Regions from separate parts of the Homo sapiens genome. Here all the other regions are linked to region 1. The links are chromatin contacts, found by Hi-C or POLR2A ChIA-PET in ENCODE. All regions are on one chromosome and are shown on one strand. Each heading gives the region's core, a stretch centred on a gene start or an enhancer-like site at or near the end of the contact. The rest is flanking DNA. Distances are from core to core; before and after follow the strand shown.

What was found. A loop is a pair of places that touch in the nucleus more often than their neighbours do. ChIA-PET counts read pairs that join two places held with the same protein, here RNA polymerase II (POLR2A). Pooled maps may share reads with other maps.
Region 2: a loop to region 1 is called in a map of B cell, with 32 times the contacts of the local background. The contact joins the promoter of CPT2 here to the promoter of CC2D1B in region 1. A Hi-C loop is called at or near these places in 4 of 168 maps with a recorded cell type or tissue (B cell, ascending aorta and naive thymus-derived CD4-positive, alpha-beta T cell), 3 of 37 single-sample maps with no recorded cell type and 17 of 50 pooled maps. POLR2A ChIA-PET finds 5 or more read pairs at or near these places in 1 of 52 experiments (H1).
Region 3: a map of naive thymus-derived CD4-positive, alpha-beta T cell shows a loop between it and region 1 (7-fold over the local background). The contact joins the promoter of OSBPL9 here to the promoter of CC2D1B in region 1. A Hi-C loop is called at or near these places in 1 of 168 maps with a recorded cell type or tissue (naive thymus-derived CD4-positive, alpha-beta T cell), 1 of 37 single-sample maps with no recorded cell type and 9 of 50 pooled maps.
Region 4: a loop to region 1 is called in a map of B cell, with 14 times the contacts of the local background. The contact joins the promoter of EPS15-AS1 here to the promoter of CC2D1B in region 1. A Hi-C loop is called at or near these places in 3 of 168 maps with a recorded cell type or tissue (B cell, CD8-positive, alpha-beta T cell and naive thymus-derived CD4-positive, alpha-beta T cell) and 10 of 50 pooled maps. POLR2A ChIA-PET finds 5 or more read pairs at or near these places in 1 of 52 experiments (activated B cell).
Region 5: a map of B cell shows a loop between it and region 1 (14-fold over the local background). The contact joins the promoter of LRP8 here to the promoter of CC2D1B in region 1. A Hi-C loop is called at or near these places in 4 of 168 maps with a recorded cell type or tissue (B cell, CD8-positive, alpha-beta T cell and ascending aorta), 4 of 37 single-sample maps with no recorded cell type and 11 of 50 pooled maps.

What each region holds. Positions count from the first base shown.
Region 1 is chr1:52,364,770-52,369,300 of GRCh38, forward strand. CC2D1B (coiled-coil and C2 domain containing 1B) reads right to left here and starts at 1,436. Exons shown (of 25, transcript NM_001330585.2): 1 at 1,300-1,436. It also overlaps the pseudogene PLA2G12AP1. RefSeq lists silencers at 1,036-1,145, 1,186-1,815, 3,798-3,897, 3,958-4,037 and an enhancer at 3,628-3,677.
Region 2 is chr1:53,193,878-53,198,255 of GRCh38, forward strand. CPT2 (carnitine palmitoyltransferase 2) reads left to right here and starts at 2,947. Exons shown (of 5, transcript NM_000098.3): 1 at 2,947-3,218. The coding sequence starts at 3,067. RefSeq lists a silencer at 2,931-3,290.
Region 3 is chr1:51,614,195-51,618,544 of GRCh38, forward strand. OSBPL9 (oxysterol binding protein like 9) reads left to right here and starts at 2,898. Exons shown (of 24, transcript NM_024586.6): 1 at 2,898-3,027. The coding sequence starts at 2,917. It overlaps LOC105378719 (a long non-coding RNA gene), which reads right to left. Exons shown (of 3, transcript XR_947339.4): 2 at 2,473-2,516. RefSeq lists enhancers at 2,595-3,503, 3,504-4,350.
Region 4 is chr1:51,514,689-51,519,521 of GRCh38, forward strand. It overlaps EPS15-AS1 (EPS15 antisense RNA 1), which reads left to right and starts at 3,584. Exons shown (of 5, transcript NR_183651.1): 1 at 3,584-3,758. It overlaps EPS15 (epidermal growth factor receptor pathway substrate 15), which reads right to left and starts at 4,578. Exons shown (of 25, transcript NM_001981.3): 1 at 4,511-4,578. The coding sequence starts at 4,543. It also overlaps a transcript of OSBPL9 not described here. RefSeq lists an enhancer at 3,833-4,761 and silencers at 3,992-4,461, 4,612-4,801.
Region 5 is chr1:53,326,820-53,331,388 of GRCh38, forward strand. LRP8 (LDL receptor related protein 8) reads right to left here and starts at 1,251. Exons shown (of 19, transcript NM_004631.5): 1 at 970-1,251; 2 at 54-173. The coding sequence starts at 1,093. It overlaps LRP8-DT (LRP8 divergent transcript), which reads left to right and starts at 1,414. Exons shown (of 3, transcript NR_131923.1): 1 at 1,414-1,556; 2 at 4,349-4,432. RefSeq lists silencers at 1-232, 748-917, 968-1,117, 1,188-1,387 and enhancers at 298-407, 1,458-1,687.

The DNA.
Region 1 (4,531 bases), core at 186-2,685:
TTAAAGCACTGAAGCAGCACAGGCCATGGGAGGGATGGGGATCACCTGTTAATGGGTTTACTGAGGAATGTTCTGAACGGACTCAAATTTAAAAAGCACATTCAGGGAAGTACTCTAGGTTCAGGGTGGGTGGAAGGCTGGGTAGAATTCAGAAAGGCTCTAAAGCTGTGCTTATGGAAGCCACAGCTGGCTATTTAATTTTAAATTTCAATGAATTAAAATGAAATAAAGCTAAAAATCCAGTCCATCAGCCACAACAGACACATTCCAAGTGCTTAACAGCCATATGTGGTGAGGGGCTATGACCAGACAGCACACACACAGAACATTTTCATCATCCAAGGACATGTCATCAAAGTTCCATCTCACAGCTGAGCTCTGGAGAAAGCTGGCTCAGCATTCTGATTCCCATAAAGATCTCACAGTTATTCACAGGACCTCCTGTGTCAGACCTTGCGCTGGGCACTGGGAGCGCAGAAATGAACCTAAGACGGTCTCAGCCTTCAATGACCATTTACAGGGTGGAGGTGGACTACACGGGGTTGCCCCAGGGGCCATGGGTGCCCTGAGGTGACCCCTTCTTCAGCCCTGGGAGAAAAGGCTCCTCCTTCGAGGCGGTGACGCCTGAGCTGAGTCACGCAAAGAAGTTGGGGGAAAGAGGGAAATAGGATTCCAAGACGAGGGAACACTTGACGGCTCTGAAGTGGGGAGCAGCTTGGCCTGTACAATGGAACCTGAGGCCTGGTATGACTGGGGCATAAGCGGTGAGGCCTGAATGCACAAGCCGAGGTGGAAATGTGAGCAAGCGGCAGAATATGAAAACCTCTAAGCCGAAAAGCGTTTGGGCATTATTCTGAGGGCGCTGGGAAAGAAGTGGCGGGATCGTATCGGTGTTTCAGAAACCCCATTCTGGCACCAAAGGGGAGGTGCACAGAAGGTAGGGGGAAAAGGCAGGAAGCCGGCGCATCTCGCCACAGCGCTGGCGGGGAGACCAGCTGACGGGCGTGGAGGCGGCGGGGAGCGGGCGGAGGAGCTGGCGGGCGCTCCGGGGGACTCTGAGTGTCAGATTTCGGGAGTGACTCCGGCTCAGGTGAAAGCGAGGCCAGACACTCCAAGGCTGCGGCCCCGATGACACAGCCAGGCCTCACGGAAGGTGGGCAACGGAGTCCGTAGGGGGAGGCGACACGGGACCCCCACTCCCGCGCTGCGGGACGCGCCGCCCTGCCCCGCCCGCGCCGCCTCCATCTACCCCCGCGGTCCCCAGAACTCCCCACGCCGAGGGGCGGGGACGCGGCATACCTCGCGGTGAATCCGAGCCAAACCCCGGCCTTGTCTCACCCGGCACCGCCCTGGGCTCCCGCGGGCCCTGGGCCGCAGCGGTAGCGACAGGAAGCGCCAGCAGGGGAGGTGGCTCGCGCGCAACACGTGACCCCACTGGCCGGCGGCCGGCAGTGCGCATGTGCACGGCTACGCGGGCGGGGGGCTCCAACAGGTGACACCGGGGCGGGGTTCGCAGCGCGCAGGCGCGTTCGGGTAGGTAGCGCAGGACAGGAACTCTGGGCGGTTCCGCCGGGGCGTCCACCGGCCGGCTCCAATGAGGTCGCTGCGCCCAGCCCTCGCCCACTTGCAGCCTCTCCACCGAACCTCCTCCCTCACTCAGCCCGAGGCGCTGGGCGCTCGCTCGCTCGCTGGACCTACCCCGCCTCCAGCCCTCGCCCCGCCCCACCGAGCAAGAGGGCGGGGCCTACCCAAGCTCCGCCCTGGAAGAGAGACAGGGGCGGGGCTCACCTGCTTGTCCATGTCCTTTAAGCCTGGGGAAATGGAAATGGGGCCCACCATATGTTTCTTAATAATTCAGCACCTGAAAGTATCCTTTTCCGGTCCGTTGAAAACTTCAGACAGGCAGAGCTCGCTGCACATCTTAAATACTTTACAGAGTCTAACACTAAGTTCTCACTCGCCTACCCTGCTGTGCAATCAAATGGCATGGAGGATATTAAGGAGAGAAACGGAGTATACCCGTTTTCTGCCAAGCTTGTGTCAGTCACTTTTCATAATGGAGCTTATACCAGTTCTCAATCCTGCAAGATGGACATCATCTCTAGAAGAAACGGAGGCTCAGAGAGAATTATTTGCCCAGGGAAATACAAAACCAACCTCTTTAGCATCAGTAAATATGCTCTAGTCTAGTTTTCTAAGGAAAGCACGTTTCTCCCTGCGGCTTGCAGAGTCCAGTTAACAAGAGATTGAGCTCAGGAGTCCGAGACCAGCCTGGGCAACATGGCGAAACCCTGTCTCTACAAAAAATTACAAATATTAGCCGGGTGTGGTGGTGCGTGCCTGTAGTCCTACCTACTGAGAGGCCGAGGCAGGAGAATCGCTGTGGCCCCGGAGGTCCAAGCTGCAATGAGCTGTCAACTGCACTCCAACCCGGGTGACAAGGTGAGACCCTGTCTCAAACTAAAACAAACAAAAAAACCGAGAGCGGAGTAATGGGGAAGTGGCCAGATTCCCATCTAAAGTAACCACTTCGATTTTGGGGGGAAAGAGAACGGCTTAAAAGGAAAATTTGATATGGGAAGCATGCAAGAATTGTACAGAGTACAACGTCTGTGTGTCTTGTTCTGGTGGCTATCTTGGGTCCCAGCCTACCTGGAGCGTGGGCTGGTCTCATCTCCACAATGGCCCCGCTGTTGACTAGCCACCTTGAAGTAATCTTTGGAATTTTGCAGCTGTGTCTCCAGGCTTGGTTTGTCTGTCTCAAGATTAGCCCTTGGAACTTCTCAGAAGGCAGATAATTAAATACTAGCATACAGTAAGATAAATGTGAAGGGAGTATATACAGTGAGAAAGGGAGGGATATGGGGTCTATTTTACAGCTAAGGGAAAAGGCTTTTGCAGTTTGCTTCAAGGTTGTATCTTGAAACCCAAGAGAAAGGAAAAAAAGTTTTAAAATGTATTTTAAAGTTAAACTGCTGGATTAGTTTCTTCTGTCTAAAACATTGCCATCTCCTCTCCTGCCTATGCCTTGAACTTTTAAATTATGTTTTCTAGTTAGCGATCTCCCAGTTTACTTGGACAAAGGGCTTTTCCATCTCCTGATTGCTTACTTTTTTTCTTTTTTTTTTTTTTGAGACAGGATCTCATTCTGTCACCCAGGCTAGAGTGCAGTGGTGCGATCTCCACTCACTGCAACCTGCACCTCCCAGGCTCAAGCAATCCTCTCACCTCAGCCTCTTGAGTAGCTGGGACCACAGGCACGTGCCACCATGCCCAGCATTTTTTTTTTTTTTTTTGTAGAAACATGTTTTTGCTATGTGCCCAGGCTGATCTCAAACTCCTGAGCTCAGGGGATCAACCCACATCAGCCTCCCAAAGTGCTGGGATTACAGGCGTGAGCCACCATGCCCTGCCCATTACCATATTTAAATTGAGATTTCACATCCATATTTCTCATTCCTTTTAAAATTATTTAAAAATTTTTATAATGAAACATTTAAGATATAAACAAAGATACACAATATTTAACATTTACTAGAATGCAAGCTCCAGAAGGAGAAATTTTTTTATTGCTTCTCCAAGTGTCTCGTGTCTACAGCAGTGCATGGTACATAGTAGGCACTCAATAGTTCCTTGTTGTGTGAATTAACTACATGGACATCTATTACCAGTTTAAGGGAAAAAAAAAAGCAGGTGAGCGGGCGCGTCCCCGCGACCGCGCTGCCTCCCCGAGGCGGTTCACGTAAAGCCAGCGAGGCCCTGCCTGCCAGCCGGGAAGGAGGCGTGGTTATGGAGCTGGCGGCTGCAACCCCGGGGCCCGCGCCGCTGCCTAGCGCTTCCCGGGGGCTCTTTGGGGACGCGCCCCCCGCCGCGGCTCGGGGACCCGTAGAGCCCGGCGCTGCGCGGTTGGCCCTTCTCCCGCGCCCCGCGCTCACCCTCCTGCTCCTCCTCATGGCCGCTGTTATCAGGTGCCTGGAGCAGGCCTAGACCACCGACTGGAGGGCCACCCTGAAGACCATCCGGAACGGCGTTCATAAGATAGACACGTACCTGAACGCCGCCTTGGACCTCCTGGGAGGCGAGGACGGTCTCTGCCAGTATAAATGCAGTGACGGATCTAAGCCTTTCCCACGTTATGGTTATAAACCCTCCCCACCGAATGGATGTGGCTCTCCACTGTTTGGCGTTCATCTTAACATTGGTATCCCTTCCCTGACAAAGTGTTGCAACTAACACGACAGGTGCTATGAGAACTGTGGCAAAAGCAAGAATGACTGTGATGAGAAATTCCAGTATTGCCTCTCCAAGATCTGCCGAGAAGTACAGAAAACACTAGGACTAACTTAGCATGTTCAGGCATGTGAAACAACAATGGAGCTCTTGTTTGACAGTGTTATACATTTAGGTTGTAAACCATATCTGGACAGCCAACGAGCCACATGCAGGTGTCATTATGAAGAAAAAACCGATATTTAAAGGAGATGCTGACAGCTGGTGACAGATGAAGACGGAAGAACATAACCTTTGACAA
Region 2 (4,378 bases), core at 1,697-4,196, 830 kb after region 1:
ATTTTAACAAATCCCATTAAATAGGCAGGGCTTTTCAAGGTCTTGCCTATGAATTTCCTCATTTCAAGCACTGTTTAGTCCAGGTAAGCTCCAATAGAACCTGAGAACTTGGGACTGCCAGGCCAACTCTAGGTACTAGTTCCTGACATTTCTTTGAATATTTGGGTGGTCACATTTGTTTTCTTTGGTCATACTTACCCAACTGGACCTCTTTTTTGTTGAAATGTGAACTCTACTGCTAGCCAGTTAAAGTTCATTGTTTTTCAGAACTTTGATTTTGAAGATGAATATGACTTTAACCTGGCCATCATGTACTGCTTTTTCATAGTTAATTCAAAACAGAGCAGAACTCTGGGGATTAGTTCAATAGAAACAATGTATTCTTCAGGATCTTTCTCTAAGTAGAGGAACTTTCTTGACCCTTACACAGCAATATATGGACTTTTTGGACTACCAGCTCATGGTTATTCTTAATGTGATCCAGACCCCAGGGCCATCCCCAGGAAAAGGAAGCAAAGCACCTCCCCACAGTAGGCCTGTGCTAGACACAGTGGACACACAGTGGAAACAAGGTCCCTGCCCAAAGACCTCAAAATTTATTGTGAGAGATGAATTGGTAATTAAATAGCTGATTATTTTAAAAGCCCTAATACAGTTGTGTTTCATGTACATAACTGTAAATGAATGTAAAAAGTGCTGTAAAATCACAGTGGGAGGGATTCATTCTTGCAGTGAGGAAGAAGGATGAGGATTGAGGAAGACTTCAAAGAGGTGAGTTTTGAAATAGGGTTTGAAGGACAAGTAAGAGTTTACTAGGCAGAGATGCATGGAAAGAACATTCCAGGCAGCAGAGACAGCTAAAATAAATAAATAAATAAGTCGCAGAGTAAGGAAAAGGATGGGAATGAGAAGTGGTTCAGTGTTACTACAGCATAGAGCAAGCTTGTCCAACCCACAGCTCAGGATGGCTTTGAATGAGGCCAACACAAATTAGTAAACTTTATTAAAATATGAGATATTTTTACAATTTTGTTTTGTTTTTGCTTATTAGCTATCATTAGTATTAGTGTATTTTATGTGTGGCCCAAGACAATTCTTCTTCCAGTGTGGCTCAGGGAAGTCAAAAGATTGGACACCCCTGGCATAGAGTATTTTGGGGTGACATGATGGGAGCTGGAGAAGTAGGTAGGGGTCAGAATTCAGAAGGCCTTGGACACCAGCCTAAAGGCTTAGAGTTGCTCCCATTGGCCATGCACTCACCAAAGGTGTTCACGTCCCTCTTTTGGCTGTTAGATTGGATGGGCTCAATCTTTTGGCCCTCTGTCTCTAGAATAGAGCCGCTGCTTTTCTACTGGGCCCACTATTTCTTCCTGGTCCTCTGATCCCCTTAGCACTACACAGATCTCGATATTTGCCTCGGGTATCAAGGCTCTGAAAATGATCAGGATTTAGAGGAGATGGCTCATTTTCAGAAAGAGTTTTATATTCTCCCTCTGGCCTTATACACTACAGGCAAATGGCACCGATGTTTTGGAGTTGGGCCAGTTGGGCCTTTTCTCCCCTCAAGAGAGGAGGATTCGATATTCAGTGTTTCTGAATTTCATGCTTAGTTCTTAAGCCATTTCCCATTTGCCCTAAGAAATAAGAGCTGGCAGCAAGCTGCGCTGTTTTTTTCTAAACGGGAAATGGGTTAAGCATTTGTGATCACCACTGAATGAGTGCCAGAGCTGGTTAGTGATCTTCCTGTTCAATCCGAGGTCACCTAACTAGATAACAAAGAGCTGAAACTAAAAGTCCGGTCTCCTGACTCCCAATCCAGTACTCTTTCTGGTGTGCTCCAGCTTCTGGCTCTGCTTAGCCAATTATGGAACAGACAGAATGTACTTGGCTGCCCCAAACGGCTAAAGGGCAGTTCTGTTCCCAAAATGGAATTCTGTTGTGCCTCAAGCTAGGCAGCATAATTGTGTGTCTTTTGGTAACTCCCTGTCTTCTTCTGTAAAATGGGAGTAGAGCCTACTTAATCCTGCAGCTACTTCTAAGATCAGGGATTGGGGCGTGGTGGGCTGTTCTGCAGCTGTTTTGTGATGGATGAGGGATGATAGATCTATGTTCAAGTAGCGGAATCTTAGAGTCAGGAGTTGGAAGGAATCTTGGAGGTGGTCTGTGGTGACAGGAAGCCTCTTCCAATAGACTGAACACGGAAGACTTCCTAGAGCCGGAGGACAAGGGTTTCTTTCCTCTTAGCAGTGAGCTTCTTGTTTTTGGAAATGCTCAAGCCAAGAATGGATGTTCAGGCAGAGGGGATTCCGCTCGGAAGGGGCTTTCTGCACTGAAGTGGTGGCCAGCGGGAAACTCCAGGTTTCCAACTCCTGCACAAATCCTTTCTAATATCCATCCACTCAGGTGAGCTGGCAGGGCAGTAGCTGTGCAGGGTTCAGGGTCATTATATGTCAATGACCTTCAGCACGGATTACTAACAACAGTAACATCCGTTACCGTTTACTGCTTTCCTATTAAGCACCATGCACTGTGCATAACATGTTATCTTTATCTCATATCTAGAATTTTGGGAGGTACTTTGAATCATTACGATCTATCTACTTCTTAGGTGAGGAAATAGAGGTTTAAAATTTAGTCCACAGTCTCGCAAGGATGGAGCCTGGATCAAATTTTGGGTTATCAGATTCCAATCACGTTTCTTAGCTTTTCTTTTTTTTTTCCAACTCCAGTTTCTGTCTTGCTCCAAAAAAGGGGAAGGAGCGGCTGCGGCGCTCGGTTTCCCGCCTCCTAGGGAAGGGAAGGGAGACGAGCAGCGCGGAGGCTGGGGCCCCCTTCCGGGCGGGGCCTACTAGTGGGCGGGGCCTGTCAGTGAGCGGCCCCTGCCCGGAAGGAGCCAGTCCGGGGCGGAGCCGATGGCCTTACAGGGGCCGGAAGTGGCCTGCGGGCGGAGAAGTGCCTCAGGAGTCCTGACGCAGTGTCTTGGGCGCTAACGGCGGCGGCGGCCTTGTGTTTAGACTCCAGAACTCCCCACTTGCCGCGTTCTCGCCGCCGCAGGCTCCCGGGACGATGGTGCCCCGCCTGCTGCTGCGCGCCTGGCCCCGGGGCCCCGCGGTTGGTCCGGGAGCCCCCAGTCGGCCCCTCAGCGCCGGCTCCGGGCCCGGCCAGTACCTGCAGCGCAGCATCGTGCCCACCATGCACTACCAGGACAGCCTGCCCAGGTGAGCCTGGCCTCCGGGTCCCCGCCGCCCGCCGCCGTCCCAGGATCGGCCCCAACCTGACTGCAGTCACTCATGACTCCTCTAGTGAACCCGTTTCCGCCCCCAAGCCCCTACCATGGAGGCTGCCACAGCCCCTAATCTGGAAGTCTTGGGACTTTTCACAATCTCCTAGCACAGGAACCTCAGAACCCTCAAATTCTCTTCCAGAACCCCTCGATGCTATCTCAGATTCTCCATCTTGAACGCTTCTCAGATTCCCTCTCCTTTAACCTAACTTCCAGCCAGCTATCCTGAGTCCTCTTCTCCCTGAAAAATGCCAGACCTGCATATTTCCAGCGCCGCTGTAATCCCTCGACTATGGTGTCTCCTGAAGTACTTTAATGACTGCCTCACATTCCTACCCGGAATATGGGTAGGCTGATTCCTAATACATCATGGTTACCATTCCTTAACTTCTCCCAGCACCGCCTTCACCCCTGTCACTCAGGACCCTCAGCCCCACCTCCCATTTCTCCAGTACTCTGTTCTTTCACCCCCCATGAGCCCCCACAAGCACAGCCCTGAAGTGTTCACCCTTGTCCTCAACTGACCCTCCCCCATGTTTTTAAATCTTTAATCTCCTAAATCCAGTGTTCACCCGGAAACCTTTCACTCTCTCCAAGCCCTCCTCAACAGGTTCCTCCCCTCAAAATATCCTTCCTCACCCACAGTACCCCTTGTAAGTGCAGCTCACCCTCACAGAATTCTAGACACCACCCTCAGTACCCCATCCACACTCCATCATACTCAGATCCAGGGTCCACCCAAATTTCTCTTCTCCTCCTCACCACTGGCTACCCTGCCTTCGAAACACTTCACCCAGAATCGACTTCCCCTCTGAAAAGAGCCCTAGTAAATCCTCTTCCCCTTCCCTCCCCCAGTACTTTCTTAAATCCAGCTTCCAGTTCTTCCAGCCTTCGAACTCCGCTTTCGTCTGAGTTGCCAGATCTCCTTCTTCAATATTAGAAATTTTCTTCACCCTCTAAACCAAACCTAAACTAACTTCTAACTTACTGAGTGAGTAACTCAGTTCCTGGAGCCAAGTTCAAAATTTGTCTCAAAGACCCTTCTCACCTTATTTCTCACCAAACTGCCCTCAGGGATTCCCCACACTCCAAGAG
Region 3 (4,350 bases), core at 1,648-4,147, 750 kb before region 1:
GCTCATTTTTTTGGCTGCTATCCCTTTCAGATATATTCTTATTTACTTCTTTTTCAAATTTCTTGTAGAGATATATTCTTATTTACTTCTTTTTCAAATTTCTTTTACAGACAGTGTCTCAGTCTGGCATCCAACTCAGGCTGGAGTGCAGTGACATGATCTTGGCTCACTGCAGTCTTGACCTCCTGGGCTCAAGCAATCCTCCTGCCTCAGCTTCCTGAGTAGGTAGGACTACAGATGTGTGCCACCATAACCAACAAATTTTTTTTAATTTTAAATTTTATTTTTTTTGTAGAGATGGGGTCCCACTATGTTGCCCAGGCTGGTCCCAAACTCCTGGCCTGAAGCGATTCTCCCACCTCAACTTCCCAAAACATTGGGATTACAGGTGTCAGCCACCAAGCCCGGCCCACACCACATTTCTTTGGGAAAATTCTAAGAACTAATATTTATTTATTTATTTATTTATTTCTCCTGTTGCCTGTATAATTGCAGAATAAGAGCTAATATTAATTGAGTGCTTACTATCTACCAGGCTCTGTTCTAAGCTCTTTACCCATAGGAGCTCACTTAATCCTTGAAACAACCTTTGTAGACAGCTACTATTGTTACTCACATTTTAAAGAAGGGGACACCGAGGCACAGAGAAGTTAGCAAACTTGCCTAAGGCCATATAGCTACTAAGTGATGAATCTGGATATTAAAACCCTGGTACTATGGCACCAGGATCCACATTCTTAAGTACTAAGCTTTGAGCCTCTCCTCAACTAGAAGTAGAAACTCCGCCCAGCGCAATGGCTCACACCTGTAATCCCAACACTTTGGGAGGCCGAAGTGGGTGGATCACCTGAGGTCAGGAGTTTGAGACCAGCCTGGCCAACATGGTGAAACCTCGTCTCTACTAAAAATACAAAAGTTAGCCAGGCGAGCGCCTGTAATCCCAGCTACTTGGGAGGCTGCGGCAAGAGAATCTCTTGAACTTGGGAGGTGGAGGTTGCAGTGAGCCGAGATCGTGCCACTGCTCTCCAGCCTGGGCGATAAGAGTGAAACTCCATCTCAAAAAAACAAAACAAAACAAAACAAAACAAACAAAAAAAACAGAAACTCATTCATTTCTATACCATCTAACTACTGATCCACTGGCATCTGAACCCATACTCTCTGCTCTTCTTTCTTGTTACTTTGGATAAAGTATCTCTGCTAGTATCAAAAGTCAACCTTTGCACTTGGGCTTGGGGTCTCAGTCTTTTCCTTTCTTTCTTTTTTTGTATTTTATTCCAGTGTTTTGCCAACACAAAAAGAGGTCTCAATCTTATGAAGGGCTTCACTGCTGCTATTCTCTCTTTTCTCTAGGATGTCCCCAGTTTTTCCCTCTCTTGAAAATCAGCAAAGTAATATTCTCTAGTGTCTTCGATCTAAATAATAATTTTAAAAAAGGACAAAGAAAGCCCTTCCCTTGACCACACCTCCGTTTCCAGCTAGTGCCTCATCTTTTAGTTTCCTTTTTAGCTCTTTCTCTTGATATTTGCACGGCTGGCCTTTTCTTATCCTCCATATCTAAGTTTAAAGCCACTTCCTAAGAGGCCTGCCCTATAACCACCCCCTATAAATTAGCTACCCACTGACTTCCTATTAAAATAATTTATTAAATTATTTGCAGTGTTAATCAGTATTGGATATTTTTCTTGTTTACTTGTTTAGTGTTTGCTTTCACCACAGAATTTAAGCTCTGAGAGAGCTTATTCACTGCTGTATTCCCAGGACCTCCAACAGTGCCTAGATATAGTAGGTGGTCAATAAATCCTTTGGTTTTTTTTTTTTTTTTTTTTTTTTTGTGTGAGAGAGAATTTGGCTCTGTCACCCAGGCTGGAGTGCAGTGATGCAATCTCGGCTCCGAGGTTCAAGTGATTCTTGTGCCTCAGCTAGGACTACAGGGTGCGCCACCACGCCCAGATAATTTTTGTATGTTTAGTAGAGATGGGCTTTTACCATGTTGGCCAGGCTGGTCTCGAACGCCTGATCTCAAGTGATCTGCCTGCCTCGGCCACCCAAAGTGCTGGGATAACAGGTGCGAGCCACCGCGCCCAGCCAATAAATGCTTAAATTGCCCCTGTAGGCTGTTAGTGATCTATCCCTACTTCTTTGACCTTATCTCCCACCACTTTCTCCCTGGCTCACTGCTCCACGCACACTGACCTCCTTGTTGATCCCTCAAGATGCCACGCTCACTCCTAACATTTGGTCTTTGCATTTGCTATTCCTTCGTCTTGGAAGGCTCTTCCACCAGGCTCCCTCCTTCGCTTTCTTCAGGTCTTTGCTTAAAAGTTACCTTTTCACTCAGGCCTTCCCTGTTTGGGAATTTAAAATAGCAGTCCCAGCGCTCTCTCCTTCCTTGCTTATGTTTTTCTCCATAGCATTTATGATTTTTTAATGTACGATATAATTTACTATTTATTTTACCATTCCCCTCACCTGTCATGAAGGCTCTGTTGTATCCCCAATGTCTAGAAGAATGCCTAGCACAAAACAGCGAATATTTATTAAATGAATGGATTTGTGGAATGAATGCATAAATGAATATCAGATATGAAATCTTTTGGAAGTGGAAGGTATCATGGCCAGTAAAATTATTTATTAATATGTTCATAATCTTTTTTCTTTACTCTAATCCCATGACAGATTATAAATAATCTTAATAGCAGTATTCACGTTTGCATTCTCGCATCCGTGGCATGGAGTCCTACACACAATAGGCGCCCTAAGAAAGCGTGTTTGACTTGATCGCTGGAGCATCTGCCGGCACCGCCCAGGACCCGCCCAGGACCCGCCCCGCCCCCTGCGGCCCCGCCCCCCGCATGCTGAATGCCATATAGGCGAGTGACGTCAGGCCGTTTGTTGTCATTGGCGGCTCCCAAGATGGCGTCCATCATGGAAGGGCCGCTGAGCAAATGGACTAACGTGATGAAGGGCTGGCAGTACCGTTGGTTCGTGCTGGACTACAATGCAGGACTGCTCTCCTACTACACGGTGAGTCCTTGGAGGGCACAGCTCCAGGCGCCTCGGGGCCGCGTTTCCTGGGTGGAGGTGGGGGACCGGGGTTTTAGGTGGCTGAGTTGAGGTTGCTAGTCTGGGGGTGCCGCCGTACGCGAGGGTTCCCTTGTTGGGGAGGGTTTTACGTCTCGGATAGCCAATGAGGGTGAGGGAGAGAGGGGCGCAGCCAATAAATAGAAACTAGCTGTCTGATTTATGGGTTGGGGGTGAGCCAAGTTTCTTTCTTAGGGTCCGCTATTAAGCGGTAGTGGGGTCCAGCATGGTTGTGAGCGGGTAAGGGTGATCGTAGTCATGGCTTAAAAGGTCCAGTCTTGCGGTTCATGCTGTCTTCATATGTTGTCATGGACTTTACACTGTCCCACCAAGGCCCTGTAGCCGGCCGCACCCCTTAGCTTCCCTCCAGGGATTGAAGAGCTCTGCTTCCTCGGAGGAGTGGCCAGAGGAGCCGGGACAGGTCCAAAAGTGACCAGCCCTCGGGCAACACCAGGGGGTCCGAAATCCCTCCAGTCGGTTCAGGTTGTGTGTCTCATTCAAGGGACGCACCCCTCTATTTAGCGGGAGGCGAGCTCAAACGACGCCTTAACTTTTGAGAGCCAAGGATTTCCTACACGCGAGACTCTTGTCAGCGAAGAGAGACAAGTGATAGTGCAGTGTCCCCTTACAGTTACATTCTGGGTTCAGGGCTTCACTGTTGTTAACATGAGTTGGTGGCCGTGGAAAAGTAGATGAATTGCTGTGAATCTTACGTGGTTGTGTGTGTGTGTGTGTGTGTGTGTGTGGTTTTTTTTTTGAGACGGAGTCTCGCCCTGTTGCCCAGGCTGGCGTGCAATGGCATCATCTCGGCTCACTGCAACTTCTGCCTCTCGGGTTCAAGCGATTCTCCTGCCTCTGGCCTCCCTAGTAGCTGGGATCACAGGCATGCGCCACCACACCCTGCTAATTCTTGTATTTTTAGTAGAGACGGGGTTTCACCATGTTGGCCAGGCTGGTCTTGAACTCCTGACCTCAGGTGATCCACCCGCCTCGGCCTCCCAAAGTACTGGGATTACAGACGTGAGCCACCGCGTCCGGCCTTGAATCTTATGTTTTGACTATCCCCTCCACCCTCATCGCATTCGATATGGAGAGTAGGTGGTATTAGGGAGATAACTTACTTAGAAAGGTACTTTCTCTGAATGGTGTATAGTTGACGATAGCCGATATGAGGGAAGAAAATACATAAGAGGACAAAATAGAATGCCCAGAAAGCTTTAGAAAATAATAGAAGACAGAAAGAAAAACATGATTATGGAAGAAGGA
Region 4 (4,833 bases), core at 2,334-4,833, 850 kb before region 1:
TGAAAACAAAGGAATGCACTCTTAGATTATTCCTGAGAGACTTGCTATTGGATGAACTTGTTCCTAATTAATTTTAACTATGACAACCTCTCCCAAGTGCTGAACATTTCAAGCCATCTTTGAGAAGGGTTAGATATCTCTCTCAAGAGATTTCCTGAGTATATCGAACCATAATTATAGGCAATAAAGAAAAACATCATTAATGTGCCTTTCCCATTGTAGGAACTCAAATATCTGTCATGTTGAGAACAATATCACTTTTCTGCTTCTGAGAACATGTTGTCATTTTCAAACTAACCTGTATTTACTGTCATAATTGTTAAACCAGACTACTAAGATGATATGTTTATTAGCACTTGTACTGCGTACTTGTTTAAAAAATGAAACTGAAAATAAACACTACAAACTGTGAAATTATGGGAGATGTTTTCCTCTAATTTCCAAGTTTTCTGTAATACAGTTATATCACTCTTGTAATTTAACAAAAAAAGCATTAGAACTGTTGTTATACCATTTATATACTAGGATTTTTAAAATTAAGTCCCTACTTAAGGGCTTTTTTATTACTTTAAAAAAAAAAAAGAATCTGACAACATAGTGAGTGAGTCCCTGTCTCTACAAAAAAATTTTAAAAATTAGCTGGGCATGGCGATGCACACTTGTAGTCCCAGCTACTCAGGAGGCTGAAATGGGAGGATCCCTTGAGCCCACAAGGTTGAGGATGCAGTGAGCCTGATCATGCCACTGTACTCCAACATGGGTGACAGAGTGTGATCCTGTCTCAAAACAAAACAAAAAAAAAAAAAAATTCTTGCTAAACTAAAGCAAGAAAACCAGTATAAAGCTGAATTGCTAAAAGACTATTTTAAATATTCAAATCCTATCTCAGTAAAATAAAACCTTTATCATCAATAGCACTAACTTTGAACACACAATTGTATCATCCAAGATATTATCAAAGGCACTAGAGATTCAGAGGCAAAAACCATGGCTTATATCCTCAAGAGGCTTACTACTTAAGACAATGGCATATGCCGAAAAAAAAGAACAAAAAATGTAAGGGAGCGTTGGATAGGCCAAGCATCTAGTACATAGAGAAGAACAGTGAAATAGCTTTTGAAGTCCTACAGACCTTGGTTCAAATCGTAGATTCACCACTTACTAGCTTACTTACTAGCTTCTCTAATTTGTAAAACATATCGTTAGATTCTAAGTGTAGTAAAATTCCTGGCATATAGTAATTCCCAAAGGGAAGTTAACAGTATTATTATTATTAGGGATATGGGCGTTAGGGAGTAAAACTGACTATTGGAAACTTTTTTTTTTTAAGTATTACATGCTTTTTTTCTAATCTACCAACAGAAGCAAAAATCAAGATCTTTCTCCCTCAGGTTTTACTTCTCATTGACAAGAAGTAAACAGAACACCTAGTAAAGACAACTGAATTAGAAAACATTTAAGGCTGTAAAGCACTAAAGAACCCAGAGAAAGTCCACTAGGTCTATAAATCATAGAACACTGTCTATAAAACAGGATCTTAAAAGTTGGAAAGGTCCTTAGATCAGCTAATTCAAACTCCTCTAGCAGAAATAAGTTCCAGGTTTTGTCTCCAAGGTCAAAGAATTGTTAACTATTTTTGTTCATGAGTATATATATCCTCAGTACCTAGAGTAATTCCTAGCACATACTGAATGCTCAGCAAATGTTTGTTGAGTCTCTTTTAAAGTTAAGAAAACTGAGGCCTGGATATTTAACCCAAACCCATACAGTTAGCTGTGGCCAAAGCAGAACTGGAACTAACATTTTGGTACTCTAGCATTCTATCATCTCTAGAAGCTAGACTATAATAATTTAGATAATTTATTTTGGTGGCTGGGGAGTTGAAGGGTTGGTTGGCAAGCTTGGAAAAAGGAAGGAAGGCATAAGCTAAAACATTTTTCACATTTTTTCCCCAAACTCAGTTTTGCTTAATTGGTAAAGGCAAGAAATTATAAACACGATAATCCCAGTACAATGTCTAGTACATAATAGGTACTATAAAAATATTTGCTGAATGAAAATCATCAACATATGAACAGAAGCAGAAATTAACTTGAGCATGTTTAATCTCCATAACTGTTATAGAACCCTTTAGAGCTTTCAGTCATTCCTACAACAGTTATTAATTACTTTCTTCCAGATAGGTACCATGGGAGAAAGATGGATTAAAAGATGTCCCTGCCCTGAATGAGCTCTCACTTGAGTATGCCTATGTCTAAATGTGTGTGCTGGGAGAGTGGGCAGGGTGGGGGGAACAGAGGATGACAAACGGGTCAGTAATGAATGTGAAACCAGGCTGCATTGTTATCTTAGTGTATTGGGCTCAGGCAGTTATAAAAAAATTAAATTAAATTTAAAAACCACAAATCTGCAAAGTTTTGAAGTAACAAGGAGGCACATTAGGGTATACTAGCAACTGGAAATGTTATTTTTTCGTGTGCCTTCGTAATCCCTCTTATTGCCTCTTCATGTTTTAAAATCAGAATATTCTGAATTTACTTATTTGAATTATCAATAAAAATTAACCACCAATGTATATTATCTCATATGTGAGGCACTGAAGGATAATAGCTACTACTGATTCCGTACTTACTGTGTACACATTAATACCTAAATATATAACCCAAGAACATATGTAAATTTTTTAAATGGCTATAAAACTGACAGAGCTTGAAGCAATTCTCCAGAGATGAATGATGTAAATAGAAGCTAAAAACATGGTATTACCCAGGGAGAGAATAAAGTATGCACACAACTGAGAAGCAATTTTACGGAAGTCTTTAAGAGCACAAAATCTTCAAGGGAAAACTCCTGCCAGAATTGGCCAACAGAGCCAGAAAACAACAGCCTGCCAACAGGGATCTTGTTTAATGCAAGTCACTAACTAGACTCACAGAAAGTGAATACCTAAAAGTCAGTGCTGTAGTTGTTCAAATTTGAGTTTTGGGAGGACCCTTCCAAACATACATAACCAAGACTAAACCACCACATTCCATGTTAAAGGGTTCTCTGCTTGTCAGAACAGGACAACCACCACCACCATCAAAAAAACTGGGAAATAGACTTTCCTTATGACACTTAGAATTCCTGCAAACACGGGTTAGTTATTTTACATGAAGCATGTACGTGACTCCTGGTTTCTGAGAAAACATTTTTTTCTCTCTATCCTACAGTGCTAGGCAAAGCACCCCAAAGCCTCTTGATTTTAAACACAGAAAACTCCACTGCCGAAATGTTTGCCCTATCCCAGCGCTAAAGCCTTAGAAGCACCGACGAATCTAGGCCAAGGAGTACAAGATGGCAGTGAGATACCACAATGCAGGCAAGGAAGACGGGATGGGCCCCAATCGGGAAGCACGCGCCACCAGCTCTGGAGAGAACCGTCTGAGGAGACGCGGGGGAGAGTTTGGGTCACAGGAGCAGGAAGGAACTGGCAGGTGTCTGTCACCTTATCATCCCGGACACCATGTTTACATTGTAATTGGCTTCTTTACAGAGAGGGAGGGACCAGGTTCCCAGTGTGAGTGATGTTTAGAGGTTTTCTGAGAAGCACAAGGACTGGACTTTGACAGGAAGCAACGAGGCAAGAGGGAAGCTCGAGAACAGGTTTTGCTGAGGATTCCCCCCAAGAAAAGTGCTCCCCGGGAGGCCGTTCCTGGCACCAAGACTGGCGGAGCCACCACACCCGTTAAAGGGATCCACCTGGACAGCGATCAGGCGTGAGCCCCCCGAGGGGAAGTTGAAGTGGAAGCAGACGTGGGTGGCAAAAGGCTGCATTGGGGGTCTGACCCAGAAGGAAACCTGATCAGGAGGGGGGAGAGGCTGAACGGAGGAAGGGGCCGGCAGAGTGGGTAGTTGAGTAGGATGAGACTTCTTTGGAGGCGAGGCTAACTACATTAAACTCTGGGAAGGGAGGGCTTCCGTCGGACCCTGGGAGAAAGGCAGGTCTGGAGAGGAAAGACTGGCTTGGGGGGCCTGCGCGTCCGGCTCTGGAAGGCAACTCCTACTGGGGGCGGCGCGCAGCCGGCCTGGCGGGCGAGCCTCGTGCGGCCCGGGGGTGCGGCCGGCCCGCGCGAGCTCAACAGGAGCTCACCTGGGATGCGTGCGGCCCTGTGGGAGGAAACTTCCTGGGTAGGTGAAAGCTGCCCCGCGGGAGCCGGCCCGGCACCGGCAGAGCGCGGCCGGGTCACAGTCCACTCGGCAGCGGCGCGGAGGGCGGCGAGGGCCGCGCGGGGCGGGGCAGGAGGCGCCCGACGACCCTGGGCGAGGTCGCGGCGGCCGCAGGGGGGCTCCGGCTCCGGAGGGCGCCCTCCCGCAGTCGCACCCGCTTTCCCTCACACACACCGGCCGCCCGGCCCACAAGCCAAGAAGCTGCCTGCTTGGCCCACAAGCCAAGAAGTCGGCGAAGCTGAGGGCGGTGGGGGAGGGGGCACCGGCCGGCCAAGCCCGGCGGACGGGCGTGTGGCGTTACCTGTGTCAGAGAGAGCTGGGCCGCCGCAGCCATGGTGTTTCCATCATGCAAGGGAGGGGAAGGAAGACGGGCTGACTGGGGCTCGGGGCGGGGAGGAGGCGGAGGGAGCGGCCGCAGGCGAGGCCGGGGCGGGCGGGCGGGCGTCTCCCCTAACTTCCACAACTTCCCTCCCCACGCCCGCCCCGCCCCGCCTGGCCCCGCCCGCCTGCCCGCCCGCCGGAGCCGGCCGCGGCGCCGCCCAAACCCTGGCGCCGGAGTCTCGGCCACCGGACCAGAGCCTGCCCCCGGGGCCGCCTTGGAAAACCCGGCGCGGACATAAAATT
Region 5 (4,569 bases), core at 1-2,500, 960 kb after region 1:
CCCCACCGTTCCTTTTCTCTCCCCGGGTCTGAGCTCCCTGGCCCGCCACTCACGGCAGTCGTCCTCGTCGCTGTGGTCTAAGCAGTCATCGTCCTCGTCGCATCTCCACACAGAGGGGATGCAGCGCTCGTTCCGGCACTGGAATTGGTCCTTTTCGCAATCCTTGGCCGGCCCTGCGAGGGGGAGGGAGCGTGAGCTGGATCAGCGGACTCGGCCCCACTCCCCACCATGCAGTCCGGGCCACCCGGAAGGACCCGCTGGGGAGGAGGAAAGGGGGCGATTATGGAGACCCCGGGGGCTTCAGGCACACTCCATCCAAAGGGAGGGCACGATGGCAGGGGTTCCGTGGATGTCGGGCCGCTCGGTGGCACGGCGAGACCAGGCACCTACTTAAAGTGTCACACGACCTGGGTATACCCTCCATTCAGACGCACTCACCCGCACACGCGACCCATAGTCAGAGATCTGCTCAGATACAGCCCATAGGGAGTCCCCGCGCCCGCGCGCCAGGCGCAGTGGGAGCCGCAGGCACATCACCCTGGCAGGCAGCCCCCTCTCTCTCCGCCGCGCGCAGGGGTCTGCGGAAACGCATTGTCAAGCGGAGAAGCCGCCCGGCTCTGCTCATTACCGCCGCGGAGCGCGCGTGTCAAATAAACCCCAACGGCGAGAATCACACAGCTCATCCGGAACCATGAATGGCCGCCCCTCCGGCAAAGTTCCCCGCTGGCCAAGCCCCCCTGCACCCCTCCCCCAAGATCCGCTGCCCAGAGGGCAGAGCCCTCAACACCGAGGCCCGCGGGGGCGGGGGGCCGAGGGCAAATTCAGGAATAGCCGCTTCGCGTGGAGCCTGTCCGCCCGGGAGCCCCCGATAGCCCCGGGTTCTGGACCCCTCCCCGCTCCGGCCTCCCGGCCGCGCTTTGTTGGTGGCTAGGGCGGAGCAGAGCCGAGTCAGAGACCGGCTGCACGCACCTTGGCCGCCGAGCAGCGGATCAGCCGCTGCCGCCGCAAGATGCTGGAGCTGCAGCAGCAGCAGCAGCAGCAGCAGCAGCAGCAGCGCCAGAAGCCGGAGAGGGCCCGGCTCGGGGAGGCCCATGGCGGGCCCGGGGCTCCGGCCGCCGCGCCCCGCGCTCCCCGCGCCGCCGCCGCCGCGTCTCAGCCCTCCGAGTCCTTGCCGCGGCGCCGGGGTTGCCGCTGCCCCCGCCGCCGCCGCCGCCGCCGCTGCCGCCCGCCCCGGCTCCTCGGCTGCATTTCAAGCAGGTTCGGTGACGCTCGGCGGCGGGGCGGGCTCAGGCTGGGCGCGCGGCCCCGGCCCTGGGCGGCCGCCGCCAGCGCGCGCGCTCCCTCCCGCTGCCGCCTCCGCCCCACGCTCCCCCTGCCGCCGCCTCCTCGCCCTCCTCCCTCCTGTCTTTCGTCCACTCTTCTCTCAGCGGGCGCTCCACGGCCCTGCTCTGGGCTCGCCTGAGTGCTGGGCTCTGCAGACGCAGGGATGGGCCAGGCGAGCCCCTCACCACGGAGGTAGCAGGTCCAGAGGAAGCAGCAGAGGCTTCCTGGAGGAGGTGACAGGCGGATCAGAGGCTGAGGGATGTCTAGGAGTGAGCCTGGGCGGGAGGGGAAATGATGTTACAGGACGAACAGGCCTGTGCAGTGTGCGCGTGGGGCGGGGGAGGGAGGGATAGGGGTGAGATCCCAAGATGTGGATGAGCAGGGAGAAGCTGGGGGCGCAGGGCTGGACCCCTGCACCTGTCATGGGCTCCGGCTGGGATATTATAAATCCCTGTGGCTGGTTTGGTTTCCGTGCCATGTGCATCTGTGCATGTTGCACGCTCATGTGATCATGGGGACGTGAGGCAGGTGGATTGGGCCTGGTGCACAGACTATTCATCGTCGTTAAGTACGCTCCAGGCCCCTAGTCAGAGGGGCAACCAGGGGGGGCCCGCAGGGAAGACAAGGAATCCTCGCTGTGATGGAGAAAGACGAGGTCTGTGGGGCGGGCCGGGCGGGGGGGAAGGGGAGGGCACGGAAGGGATGCCATCCCTGCCGCTAGGGGCCGCGCACCTAGGCCCGCGCTGTCCGCCCCTGCTGTCTTCTGCAGGAAGGAGAAGGCACCTCTTCCTCTGGAGGGCTGCAGCCCGCCTCACCCACACTGGGGAGAATGGGTGCGGAGAGCGAGCTGGGATTCGATTTCAGCCTCAGACTTGTGAGCCGGGTCCAACCCACACAACCTTCTTTAGAGAATGAGATTCCAGGGCATTGGCCACTCAAAACAACCGGCCTGCAGGTGCCAAGAGCCAGTGTTAGGTCCACCCTCCCTCCCCTCTTGCCCCTTCACCTCCCTCGCGGATGGGCAGGTGCTGTTAGCCCTTGGCCTGGAAACCACCCTGTCTCCTCAGCAGCCTCCTGAGCCGTAGTCCCCCAAAGGGCAGCCCAGCGGCAATATCTGTGGCCACCCCACCAGAAAGGGACTTAGATCCCCAGAGAGCCCGGCACGGTGCTCCTGCCATCATCACCCCTCCTGTCCCTTGTTCATTCAGTCATTCAGCAAGCATTTCAGGCCCTGTTCTGTGCCAACCCTGTGCTGGGCCTGCGGGTACCAAGGTGAATCAGGCATGGTGCCAGCCCCGGAGAGGTCCCTGACCTGTGGGGAGACAGACCATTAGCACACAGACAACGAAATGCAGGCGTCCTTTCACCTATATGTGCCAAACGCCCTTCAAGGCTCAAGGATACAGTGGAAACAGATAAGGTTCCTCCCTGCTCTCCTGCAGTTATGTCTTAGTTGGAAGAGATACACACAAAAGCAGGAAAACAAAAGATTATTTCAGGTCATCATAACTTCTATGGAAAAAACAAAACAGACCCAGGTGAGAGCAATGGGGGTAACTGTAGAGGTGATCAGGCAAGGCCTCACAGAGGAGGTGACATTTCACTGAATGGCAAGATGGATCCTGACCCATGAAGATCAGGCGGAAGGGCATTCTTGGCAAAGGGAATGGCAATCAAGGTGGGCCGGGGCCTGATGACAGGGAAGGAGTGGGTGCCTCAGGTGAGGCTGGAGGGAGTTGGCAAGGCCCTGATCACCAGGGCTTTGTAGGCCACAGCTGGGAGTTTGGATTCTGTGTCAAGCACAATGGTGCCTGGGACTGTGGGATAAAGATAGAAGCCCGTCTTGCTGCCCAAACTGACCTATCCAACTCAGTCCCTCCTCCTCCTCCACTCTGTGGTCTTAGGAAAGTCAATCCTATCTCCCAGTCTCACTTTCTTATCTGGGAAATGGAAGAGATAAGGAATTTCTGAGGTTCATTCCAACTGTAAGATTAGTATGTGGGCCGAAGTCTAGAGGCAGCAGATGAAGAAAAGAAAAGAAAGGAAAAGAGGCCGGGCGTGGTGGCTCGCACCTGTAATCCCAGCACTTTGGGAGGCCGAGGCGGGCGGATCATGAGGTCAGGAGATTGAGACCATCCTGGCTAACACGGTGAAACCCTGTCTCTACTAAAATACAAAAAATTAGCCGGGCATGGTGTCGGGCACCTGTAGTCCCAGCTACTCAGGAAGCTGAGGCAAGAGAATGGCGTGAACCCGGGAGGCGGAGGTTGCAGTGAGCCGAGATCGCGCCACTGCACTCCAGCCTGGGCCACAGGACCAGACTCTGTCTCAAAAAAAAAAAAAGAAAGAAAGAAAAAGAAAGAAAGGAAGGAAGGAAGGAAGGAAGGAAGGAAGGAAAAAAGAGAGAAATGGAGAGCATGGGCCTGTGGGTGAGACTGCCTGGGTCTGAGTCTGTTCCTTCCCTTTCTAGTTATGTGAACTTGGGCAACTCAATCTCTGTGGCTCTAAATGTGAAAAATGAGAAAGGTGATAGTACTCACCTCACAGCATTGTGGTGAGGATATGAGATGAGATTGTGTACGCACAGCATACAGTATATAGTAGCTGCATGAGAAATGTTAGTTATTGTTACTATTATTCAAACATAATTCCCTGTTCACAAAACCCTGATGGCTTTCCAATACCCAGAATCAAGACTGAGCCCAGGCATCCCCCGACCTCCCCAAGGGAGAAGGATGCCAGTTGCCAAAGTGGGCAAATCCTTGTCTCTCAACAGTCCCCTCAGCAGAGGTCCTTCTGGCTCCTCTCAGCCTCCACCCACTTTGGGCCACTTCCCCGGGCTCCTGCAGTCCCTGGGCTTCCCTTTGCCGCAGCCCTGACCACCCTGTGTTGCCACAGTCTGCTTATGCAACTGTCTCCCTCGTCACTCTGTGAGCTGCTGGAGGACAGGAGCCCGCTCTCCTGCATTCCTGGATTCTTGGCACAGGGCACATTTGACCAATGCTTGTTTCTGCCTTTATTGAAGGATTTGTACCCCTAGGAGGACTATGTCTTCCTCATCTTTGTCTTCAGAGGATAAATACAAGGCCTGACACATAACAAGCATGAGGTAAGTTATATTTACTTGAAAAAGTTAAAAGAAAACCACATAAAATAACAACAATAGCCAATATTTATTGTATACTTGCTGGGGGTCAGGCACCATTCTAAATGTTTTAAATTCTTTTTCCTCTTTGATCCTTACGA